Regions from separate parts of the Homo sapiens genome. Here regions 1 and 3 are each linked to region 2. A link is a contact called in ENCODE Hi-C or POLR2A ChIA-PET data. All regions are on one chromosome and are shown on one strand. Each heading gives the region's core, a stretch centred on a gene start or an enhancer-like site at or near the end of the contact. The rest is flanking DNA. Distances are from core to core; before and after follow the strand shown. Region 1 has its middle 21 kb from the start of PABPC4. Region 2 has its middle 38 kb from the start of CAP1. Region 3 overlaps SMAP2 (small ArfGAP2).

Region 1 (3,578 bases), core at 1,033-3,532, 410 kb after region 2:
AGGTAGAAGCAACCCAAAAATGGCCATTGATGATGCAACAATAAAGAAAATGTGGTTTATTCACATAGGGGAATATTATACGACCTTGAAAAAGAAAGGAAATCCAGTCACATGCTGCAACATGGATGAACCTCAAGAACATTATGCTAAGTGAAATAAGCCAGTCACAAAAGGACAAACACTGTATGATTACACTCATGTGAAGAATCTAAAGCAGTCAAAATTACAGAAGCAGAAAGTGGAAAGGTGGTTGCTGAGGGTGGAGGTGGGGGAGGGAGAATTCATGTTTAGTAGATACACAGTTTCAGTTTTGCAGCGAGAAAAAGTCCTAGATGTCTGTTTCACAAGCCTTTAAATACACTTAAGGCTACTGAACCTGCCCTTAAAATGGGTCAGAGGGTAAACAATGTTACGTGTTTTTTTTAAGTACATAGAAGTCATCATTTAAACCATTTTAAAGTACACAACTCAGTGGTTTTTAGTATATGCAGATGTTTTGCAACCACCACCACTGCCTAATTCTGGAACATTTTTATCACCCAAAAAGGAGCCCAGCACCCATTAATCAGCCACTTGTGTTCTCCTCTTCCCCCTTGGCAACCACTAATCTGCTTTCTGTCTCTGGATTTGCCTATTCTGTGTAAATGTAGTCATGTAATAGGTAGCCTTTTGCATCTGGCTTCTGTCACTTAAGATGTCTTCAAGGTTGATCTGGCGGGGCACGGTGGCTCACGCCTGTAATCCCAGCACTTTGGGAGGCCGAGGTGGGTGGATCACCTGAGGTCAGGAGTTCGAGACCAGCCTGGCCAACATAGTGGAACCCTGTCTCTACTAAAAATACAAAAAATTAGCTGGACGTAGTGGCAGGTGCCTGTAATCCTAGCTACTCGGGAGACTGAGACAGGAGAATCGCTTGAACCCAGGAATTGCTTGAACCCAGGAGACGGAGTTTGCAGTGAGCCGAGATCATGCCATTGCACTCCAGCCTGGGCAACAAGAGCAAAACTCTGTCTCAAAAAAAAAAAAAAGAAAGAAAGAAATAAGCCAGTCACAAAAGGACAAATACTGTATGATTACACTCATGTGAAGAATCTAAAGCAGTCAAAATTATAGAAGCAGAAAGTGGAAAGGTGATTGCTGAGTGTGGAGGTGGGGGAGGGAGAATTCATGTTTAGTAGATACACAGTTTCAGTTTTGCAGCCAGAAAAAGTCCTAGATGTCTGTTTCACAAGCCTTTAAATACACTTAAGGCTACTGAACCTGCACTTAAAATGGGTCAGAGGGTAAACAATGTTATGTGTTTTTTCAAGTACATAGAAGTCATCATTTTAACCATTTTAAAGTATATAATTCAGTGTTTTTTCTGTTGTTTAGAAGCAACCCAAAAATGGTCATTGATGATGCAACAATAAAGAAAATGTGGTTTATTCACATAGGAGAATATTATACGACCTTGAAAAAGAAAGGAAAACCATCTTAGTGGTGGTTGCAGATGTTTTGCAACCACCACCACTGCCTAATTCTAGAACATTTTTATCACCCCAAAAAGGAGTCCCACACCCGTTAATCAGCCACTTGTATTCTGCTCTTCCCCGTTGGCAACCACTAATCTGCTTCTGTCTCTGTGGATTTGCCTATTCTGTATAAATGTAGTCATATAATACGTAGCCTTTTGCATCTAGCTTCTGTCACTTAAAATGTGTTCAAGGTTGATCACACAGGGTGTGGTGGCTCACGCCTGTAATCCCAGCACTTTGGGAGGCCTAAGCAGGCAGATTGCTTGAGCCCAGGAGTTCGAGACCTGCCTGGGTGACATGGCAAAACCTCATCTCTACAAAAAATACAAAAATTAGCCAGGTGTGGTGGTGCGTGCCTGTAGTCCCAGCTACTTGCGAGGCTAAGGTGGGAGGATGGCTTGAGCCCAGGAGGTAGAGGTGGTAGTGAGCAGAGATCGCACCACTGCACTGCAGCCTGGGTGACAGACCCAGAGCCTGTCTCAAAAAAAAAAAAAAAAAAAAAAAAGGGCCGATCCATGTTAGCATGGATTGGCACTTGATTTATTTTTATTGCTTAATAATATTTCATTATATGGATAGGCCACATTTTGTTTATCCATTTATCAGTTGATGGACGTTTGGATTGTTTCCATTTTTTTTTTTTTTTGGCTGTGAGGAATAATGCTTCCATTAACACACATTCTGTTTTGCTCATCGAAATAGATTGGAAGGAAACACATCAGATTAGTAGTAACAACTGCTCCTGGGATTGAAAGGAGGGGAGGAATTGGACTGGGCAGAGGAACAAAGGGAACTTCAGCTCTGTCTATGATGCTCTATTTGTTTTATATAAAAAAAAATCTGAAGCAAAAATGTTAACAGTTGCTTATTCTGAGTGGTAAGCACATGGGCGTTAGTTAAGTTCACCTCTGAGCTTTCTATATTTTAAATGTTTAAACTAAAACAATGCATACTCTGGACCTATGCCTTCCTATAGCATAAGGGGGTTGTGGGGTCCAGGATAAGCAAACATTGAAGTGTGGGGAGAGGCCAGGAGGAAGAGGCCAAGCCATGGCTAGGGGGCGCAGGCTTGAGGCCCTTTGAGACCCAAGGCAGAAACTCTGACCCCACCCGCATGGCTCTTCTGGGACCCTTCCCCTGCCCAGGAAGAGGTCCTAGATCTAATCTCCATGACTCCTCAAAGAAAAGCCAGCACAAGGTCCAAGCTGGGAGAGACTGTCCTGACCCCATGTCTCCTGCCTTCTCTGCGTGCTCTGAAAGGGGTCATCCACCCCAGTGTCCTTACTTTCCACCTTCCTCAATCTTCTGCTCAGGATCAGCTACATCATTTGTGAGGCCAGGTGCAAAATGACAGCGTGGAGCCCCTTGTTCGAAGGCTGATGCCGAGGCAATTCCTAACTCCACAGGGGCAGCCACAATCTGAGTGGTGTCAACATGCCAGGGACTGAGGCAGGAGCCACCAGGGTGAGTAACTGGGTGCATGCATCTGTTCGCACATGCTGCATTCAGATGAGTGCTTAGCACGTGCCTGGCCCGGCTGGGCCCTGAGCATAGAGGGTGAGCAAGACACAGTCCAGCTTTGAGAAGCTTACATTCTAGAGGGGGCATAGATGTAATCACAGACACACAAGAGATCATCACAAATGGCAGTAAGTGCTATGAAGAAAAAGTAGAAGGACCATGAGATAACGACGGCAGGGTCCCCTGATCACGAGACTCCCAGGGAGGGACACTGGAGCCACGATCTGAGGGCCATTATTTTAGCAAAAGATGGGAATATAGTGCAAGGGTGAGATTGGGAAGAGCATTCCAGAACGTTCCTGGCAGATGAGCATGTGACATCTTCAAGGACCTGCAAGACCAGTGTAGCTAGAGCCAGGGAGGGAGGGACAGACAGCCCCCGATGAAACTGAAGAGAGGTCTAATTTCCTGAGCCTTGTTCTAGTACCATCGATGGTGGCTCCTCTTGTACTATCATTTCTTTAATATTTTTCTTTAAATTGGCTCCCTTTATATCCTCCTAAGCAAGAATATTCATGAAATTAAAGAATGACATAACAC
Region 2 (3,628 bases), core at 218-2,717:
CCATCATGACCCCTCTCTATAGTTTACAATTTGTGTACTAAATTACAAATTTAACCATCATCAACCCATACCACACGATTCTAAGAGAAAAGAGAAAGAAAATTACTTTAAAAATATATCTGACTTTCTGCATATTACTATAAGTAAGTTATACCTCAATAAAGGAGAAAAAATATCCATGACACAGCAAGGAAGGAATACTGGTAGAAGCTACAGTCCTCATTCATGGAACTGATCATGGTACTTATGACTTCTCTCATCCCCCACCCAATCACATTGTCTTGCCATTGATTGGCCAGCACATCAGTTGGTTTAGCGCTTTGCCAGGTAGGTTGTGGAACTCAGCCTTCAAGGTAGCACCAAATGACTCTCACCTCTTGATCCATGCCTTTGTGTAGTCCCCTCCCATATTAGGTATATCCTAGAATATTTTAGATTGTTGGAATTATAGCCCTTCCCCAGCATAGCTACATCTTCTGCTCTAAGTTGATCAGTTTCTATCACTTTAGTAAACTATTTATCTGTCTGGTTTCAGCTCTTTCTTCACTCTGGACCCTGGAGATGTTTTTTTTCTTCCAACTTCATTCTACATTTCTTTAAATTTTGGCCAGCATTTCTTTTTCTTTCTTTCTTTCTTTTTTTTTTTTTTTTTTTTTTTTTTGAGGTGGAGTCTCACTCTTGTAGCCCAGGCTGGAGTGCAGTGGCGCCATCTCAGCTCACCACAACCTCCACCTCCCAGGTTCAACCAACTCTCCTGCCTCAGCCTCCCAAGTAGCTGAGATTACAGGCACCTGCCACCACATCCGGCTAATTTTTGTATTTTTAGTAGAGAAGGGGTTTCGCCATATTGGCCAGGCTGGTCTCAAACTCGTGACCTCAGGCGATCCACCCGCCTTGGCCTCCCCAGGTGTTGGGATTACAGACGTGAGCCACTGTGCCCAGTCTGGCCAGCATTTCTAAATATTTATTACAAGAACATCTTCAGATTATATAGTCAGCAGATGTTGAATTGAATGTTCTGTGTGTTTACTTTTCTGTCTCTCCAACTAGACTACGAGCTTCATAGATTGTCTTGCTCATAATTGTGTTCCCATAAACTAGCACTGTGGCTGGTACATAGTAGGCATTCATTACATGTGTGTTGAATGAATGAATGTAACCAGGGAAGGGATGAATGCCATAACCGGACATGAATTGTCTCCTTTTGGAAGGAGTTGAGTGCATTTTTTGCTTGCATATGAGATAGTTACAAAAATAAAGAAATTAATTGATTAATGAAGATATATCAGACTTGCCCATTTAAGATTATCATTCAGAATTGTCTACTGTTGATAATGAAACCTCAAGAGTTGCATTTTACATATTATTGCTTGGCCCACAAATACAGTGGTTATTTGAGTTTTACTTCTTCTTATATGTTATTTTTAAGCCTTGAAAGTCTCCAGAGGAAGTGGAATTTGGTTATGCTGACCTAGTTATAACACTGACTCGACATGGCTTTCTCTATGTCAGGGTAATAGAAATAAAATTTATTTCTGTGAATATATCATTTGCATTGGCATTTATAGAGCTTAGTATTTAATTGATGACTATTTTAGTGATTGACTTGAAAATTTACATTGTTTAGAATAGGTATCCCTTAGACTGTGGAGTCATAGACCTGGTCAATTTCATGATCAAAAAAGAATTCTTGAATTAGACTCAATCAATTTAGTAAACTATTTCACTTTAAAAAAAAAGAATTCTCAATTGTCTTTTTCAAACATGTGTTTACCCTCATCTTCCATTTTTCTTTATTCTTTCTCTTTTTTTTTTTTTTTTTTGAGATGGAGTTTTGCTCTTGTCGCCCAGGCTAGAGTGAAATGGCACAATCTTGGCTCACTGCAACCTCCACCTCCTGGGTTCAAGCGATTCTCCTACCTCAGCCTCCCGAGTAGCTAGGATTACAGCCGTGTGCCACCACACTCAGCTAATTTTTTGTATTTTTAGTAGAGATGGGGTTTTACCATGTTAGCCAGGCTGGTCTCGAACTCCTGACCTCAAGTGATCCTCCCGTCTCGGCCTCCCAAAGGGCTGGGATCACAGGCATGAGCCACTGCGCCCAGCCATCTTCCTTTTTTCTGTAATTTCATCTACTAGGTCAGGCCAAACTCTAGGAAGCAACCTTCAATCCTCTTTTCCTCCCATCTCTCAACCCCCACCCCACCCACCTCACGTTCAATTCTTTAGCAGTCCTGTTGTCTCTCCCTTCAAAAGATATCCAGGATCCAACCACTTATCAGAAGTCCCACCTACCAACGCTAAACCCACATCATCTCCTGCCTACACCACTGCAATACCCCCTTAACTCATTTGCCTGCTTTTACTCTTGTCCCCACTATCAGCTCTCCACACAACAGCTAGGGGAACTTTTCAAAATACAAATCAGATCACATCAGATATATAGTCACAGGTCAATTTAAAAGACAGCTTCCAGCCTGGCCAACATGGCAAAACCTTGTCTCTACTAAAAATATGAAATTTAGTTGGGTGTGATGGCCAGCGCCTGTAATCCCAGCTACTCAGGAGGCTGAGACAGAAGAATTGCTTAAACCCTGGAGGCCGAGGTTGCAGTGAGCCAAAATCAGCCACTGCAATCTAGCCTGGGTGACAGAGCGAGACTCCATCTCAAAAAAAAAAAAAGATAGCTGGAAAACATAGCTTCTGTGTCATCCCTGGCTATACTATAGCAAGCCAGGGGCCATCTCATTAAAAATGGTGTGATATTCCATCCCTAGCAAATTAATTTTTTTTTTTAAAAAAAGGAGGGAGATCTTACTGCCAAGGGAACTTATAAATAACAGAGGTTGGCCTAATCATCTTGGCTCTTTTCCACACTTCATAATACAGTACAAACAACCTCTGAACAATCAGCATAATGCTGAGAAAATAGTCATAATAACCCGGATGTTTTCCGGATAGATTCTTGCTATTTCTACTTGTTTCTCTCATTTCAAAGTTGACCTTTAATGAGCTAGTGAAAGGCTGGTTTCTGTGATGATCCAGGCTTCCTGCTCTGATGTTATGCTACCCATTCAGCAGTAATTAATATGGTGGAATTTGGTCCTTTTCCACATTGCCTTCCAGAAGGACTGATGGCCAGAAATAAAGCAGGCAGAAAGAAGTTTCCCAAATCTCAGGCAGGCTTAGAGGCATATTTACCATGAAGCTAAGGAAGCTTAAAATTTAAGAACCCTTACTTGCAAAACACTTTTCCAAGAACTTGTACCTAATTTTGTATTCATACTTTTGTATTCTTTTTCTTTTCTCTTCTTTTTTGAGAGAAGTCTTGCTCTTGTCCCCCAGGTTTGAGTGCAATGGCTTTATCTTGGCTCACTGCAACCTCTGCCTCCCGAGTTCAAATGATTCTCCTGTCTCTGCCTCCCAAGTAGCTGGGATTAAGGCGCCTGCCAACACGCCTGGCTAATTTTTGTATTTTTTAGTAGAGATGGGGTTTCACCATGTTGGCCAGGCTGGTCTCGAACTCCTGACCTCAGATGATCCACCTGCCTCGGCCTCCCAAAGTGCTGGGATTACAGGCGTGAGCCACCGTGCCCGGTTGTATTCTTTTTCTTAAAGGACTCCACCT
Region 3 (3,547 bases), core at 564-3,063, 400 kb before region 2:
CATTATGTGAATGTATCAAAATATCACTTGTACCCTGAAAACATGTACATCTATTATGTATCAATAAAAAGAGATAAACCAATTGTTTAATACACATTGGTCATGGCAATCAAGGAAAAAAATATAAAAGATGCCATTTTGAAATTTAAAATGAAAAGAAATGCTGAGAGGCAATATGCCAAACAATTTTGAAAGCAAAGAGGATAGACAAGTGATGTAAACTGGTAGTGATCGGCACAACACAAGAACAAGGTCACACATAAGTGCACATATTCAACAGGAGCCTAAGAGCAGGCGTGGGCAGCATCAAGCAATACTAAAACTAACATAGAATCACTCTGCAATAAGGGATCAGGGAAAATGAAAAAAGTAGATGGAGATGGATTTGGTTGATCAGTCAAGAAATCAACTGTCCTAAGTACCAGTTCAGTATCGGAAAAATCTGGGTTTACACGGACCTGTTGCATGTATTTTGACAAGTTTCTCTAGGGCTTATGTCTCCATTTGTAAAATGAAAAGCATATACGTAATATCCAACTTATATTCAACATCTGGACAGCTTCTACATACGGAGTAACTACTGCTGCAAATTCCTCTTGCTGCTGAAACTTCCCCCACCACCAAAGCTGCCAGGATTAGAGGGGCTCTGGGATTGACAACTCAGCAGACAGAAAAGGGGAACTAGCGTGATGGAGGACTTCAAGCTACTACTAATATTATAATAATTATATCATTGAGTTCTAATCTATGGAGTTCCAAACAAATAAATATTGAGGAGGAAAAAACATTGATAAATTGATGGCTACCTATATTTAGACCTGCTGGCATAACGGACCTGTCAAAAAGTTCAACGGGCAGGCTACGCGAAGGGAGAGAACTTTCCCATCTTCCATCCAAATCCTGTGGAATCTATCTTGGAAACTTTTCCAGAATCTATCCATTTCTACCTAGACCTCATGTCTCACCTATAAGCATTCGTTCTTTTTTGTGTGTGTTTGTTTGTTTTGAGACGGAATCTCGCTCTGTCACCCAGGCTGGAGTGCAGTGGCGCGATCTCGGCTCACTGCAAGTTCCGCCTCCCGAGTTCACGCCATTCTCCTGCCTCAGCCTCCCGAGTAGCTGAGACTACAGGCGCCCGCGATCACGCCCGGCTAATTTTGTTTTTGTATTTTTAGTAGAGACGGGGTTTCACCTTGGTAGCCAGGATGGTCTCGATCTCCTGACCTAGTGATCCGCCCTTCTCGGCCTCCCAGAGTGCTGGGATTACAGGTGTGAGCCACCGCGCCCAACCAGCATTGGTTCTCTTAACATTATTTATTGTGTACCTATGTGCCAAGCAATTTGCCTGCTAAGTACTGGGGATACAAAGGCAGAGAAAATAAGGATGAGATTCCTCAATTCAAAAAGCTCACAGACTAACAAGCAATTAGTCTCCAGAATCCCACCACCAGAATAATCTTTCTAAAACACAAATCTGTACAGATCACACCTCTAAATATAAACCTTCCATGTAGTCTCATACACAAAGGTAAATATGTAAATTGGTGCACATTTTCTGAATAGCATATTCCAAACTAAGCTCTCAATCTCTTGCTACAAAATCTCTTCCTTTTTTCTTCATCTTAGTCAACTACACCTCCATCCATTCCATTGCGTCAGTCAGAAAATTATGCATCATGAAACCTCTCTCCTTCAGCCCCCACATCACCAAGACAAAAATATCTGTCAAATCAGTATCTCTTCTCTCCATCTGTATCACTATTTCTGTAATCTAAAGCCACCAGACTCTTTCGGACCACTGCAATAACCTCCTAATAGCTCTCTCTCCACTTTTACATTCTCTTCTCCCTTGAGCCCAAACCAAAACCATTCTCCACCAAACAGCCAACTTGAGCTCTTAAAGAAGCAAAGCCACATTGTGCTGCTTAAAATTCTTCTATTACTATTGGATTAAATAACAAAATCCTTAACATAGTTTCCAAGGTCTTAAAGGTCTAGCCCATGCCTCCTTCCGCAGCCTCTCAATTCCTATGGTAGCAGCCTTCTTTCATTTCCTCAAGGGACCAACATGTTCCTTCCTCAGGGCTTGCTGGACTTTGTACATGCTGCTCCTGCTGCCTAAAAAAACTCTTTCCCTAACTGCCAAATGCCACTTGCAGCCTGGCCAACTCCTATACATCACAAGGGTCTCAGCTGAAATGTTTCTTCCTCAAAGGAGTCTTTCCTTGGCTCCCCAGTCTAAACCCGACTGTAACATCTCTTCTACCCTTTCTTTTGGTTTTTACCTTACAGAAAATTTCAAACAAACGAAAGCAGAGCATAATTAACCATGAGCTTCAGCAATTATCAACTCCTAGCCAATTTTGTTTCAGCTATACTCCCACCCACTGCCCCTCAACTCCAACCTGGATTATTCTGAAGCAAATCCTAAATATCATACCATTTCATCTGTATATACTTCAGCATATATCTCTAAAAGATAAGGACTTTTTTTTTAAAGGTTATGAACTTTCATTTACCCTTTACTCTTTTTTTCACTCTTTCTTTTCTTTTCTTTTTTTTTTTTTGAGACAGGGTCTTACTCTCTCACCCAGGCTGGAGTGCAGTGGTGCGATCATAGCTCACAGCAGCCTTGGGCTGTCAGGCTCAGGCAATCCTCCCACCTCAGTCTCCCAAGTAGCTGGGACTAGATGCATGAGCCACCACGCTCAGCTGAATTTTTTATTTTTGTAAAGATGGGTCATTGAGTGGTGTTAAGAGTCAGGAAAAAAAAAAAAGAGAAAGAAAGAAAAGAAAAAAAAAAGAAATGGGCCAGGCACGGTGGCTCACGCCTGTAATCCCAACACTTTGGGAGGCAGAGGTGGACAGATGACCTGAGGTCAGGAGTTTGAGACAAGCCTGGCCAACATGGTGAAACCCCATCTCTACTAAAAATACAAAAAAAAAAAAAAAAAAAAATAGCCACACGTAGTGGCACATGCCTGTAGTCCCAGCTACTTGGGAGGCTAAGGCAGGAGAATCACGTGAGCCCAGGAGGCGGAGGTTGCAGTGGGCCGAGATCCCACCACTGCACTCCAGCCTGGGCAACAGAGCAAGGCTCTGTCTGAAAAAAATAAAAATAAAAATAAATCAATGAAATAAAAAAGAGACAGGGTCTCACTATGTTGCTCAGGCTGGTCTTGAACTCCTGGCCTCAAGTGATTTTCCTACTTTGGCCTCCCAAAGCACTGAGATTACAGGAGTGAGCCACTGTGCCTGGCCACCCTTTACTTTTTCTAAATCATACCATATTTTGTTACTATCTAATTATTTGATTGTTTAAGATGTCTTTCCCGCTTAACTATGTGTGCCACAAGAGCTGTCACCAGACCTGTAACATTCACTATCATATACTCACGGCATAGCATGGTTCCTTGAACATAGCAGGGAAGCAACATTTGCTTAAAGATTAATTAAAACTAAGTATTCTAGGTGCAGTGGCACATGTCTGTAGTCCCAGCTATTCAGGAGGCTGAGGTTGGAGGATCACTTGAGCCCAGGAGTTTGA

The links. Hi-C counts contacts between places; a loop is a spot of excess contacts on that map. ChIA-PET counts read pairs that join two places held with the same protein, here RNA polymerase II (POLR2A). Pooled maps may share reads with other maps.
Region 1: a loop to region 2 is called in a map with no recorded cell type, with 14 times the contacts of the local background. The contact joins two enhancer-like sites. A Hi-C loop is called at or near these places in 3 of 37 single-sample maps with no recorded cell type and 5 of 50 pooled maps.
Region 3: a pooled map shows a loop between it and region 2 (3-fold over the local background). The contact joins two enhancer-like sites. A Hi-C loop is called at or near these places in 2 of 50 pooled maps. POLR2A ChIA-PET finds 5 or more read pairs at or near these places in 3 of 52 experiments (CD4-positive, alpha-beta memory T cell, CD8-positive, alpha-beta memory T cell and activated T-cell).

Annotation. Positions count from the first base shown.
Region 1 is chr1:39,595,792-39,599,369 of GRCh38, reverse strand. No RefSeq gene overlaps it. Among named protein-coding and RNA genes, the nearest start is that of PABPC4, 21 kb to the right of the region's middle. RefSeq lists silencers at 652-781, 1,532-1,621. Within about 2 kb of position 2,282, at least 2 of the 41 ENCODE cell types and tissues checked have a DNase peak (open chromatin) inside an H3K27ac peak, as active enhancers do.
Region 2 is chr1:40,001,155-40,004,782 of GRCh38, reverse strand. No RefSeq gene overlaps it. Among named protein-coding and RNA genes, the nearest start is that of CAP1, 38 kb to the left of the region's middle. Within about 2 kb of position 1,467, at least 2 of the 41 ENCODE cell types and tissues checked have a DNase peak (open chromatin) inside an H3K27ac peak, as active enhancers do.
Region 3 is chr1:40,398,722-40,402,268 of GRCh38, reverse strand. All of the region lies in intron 1 of SMAP2 (small ArfGAP2), which reads right to left. Among named protein-coding and RNA genes, the nearest start is that of SMAP2, 27 kb to the right of the region's middle. Within about 2 kb of position 1,813, at least 3 of the 41 ENCODE cell types and tissues checked have a DNase peak (open chromatin) inside an H3K27ac peak, as active enhancers do.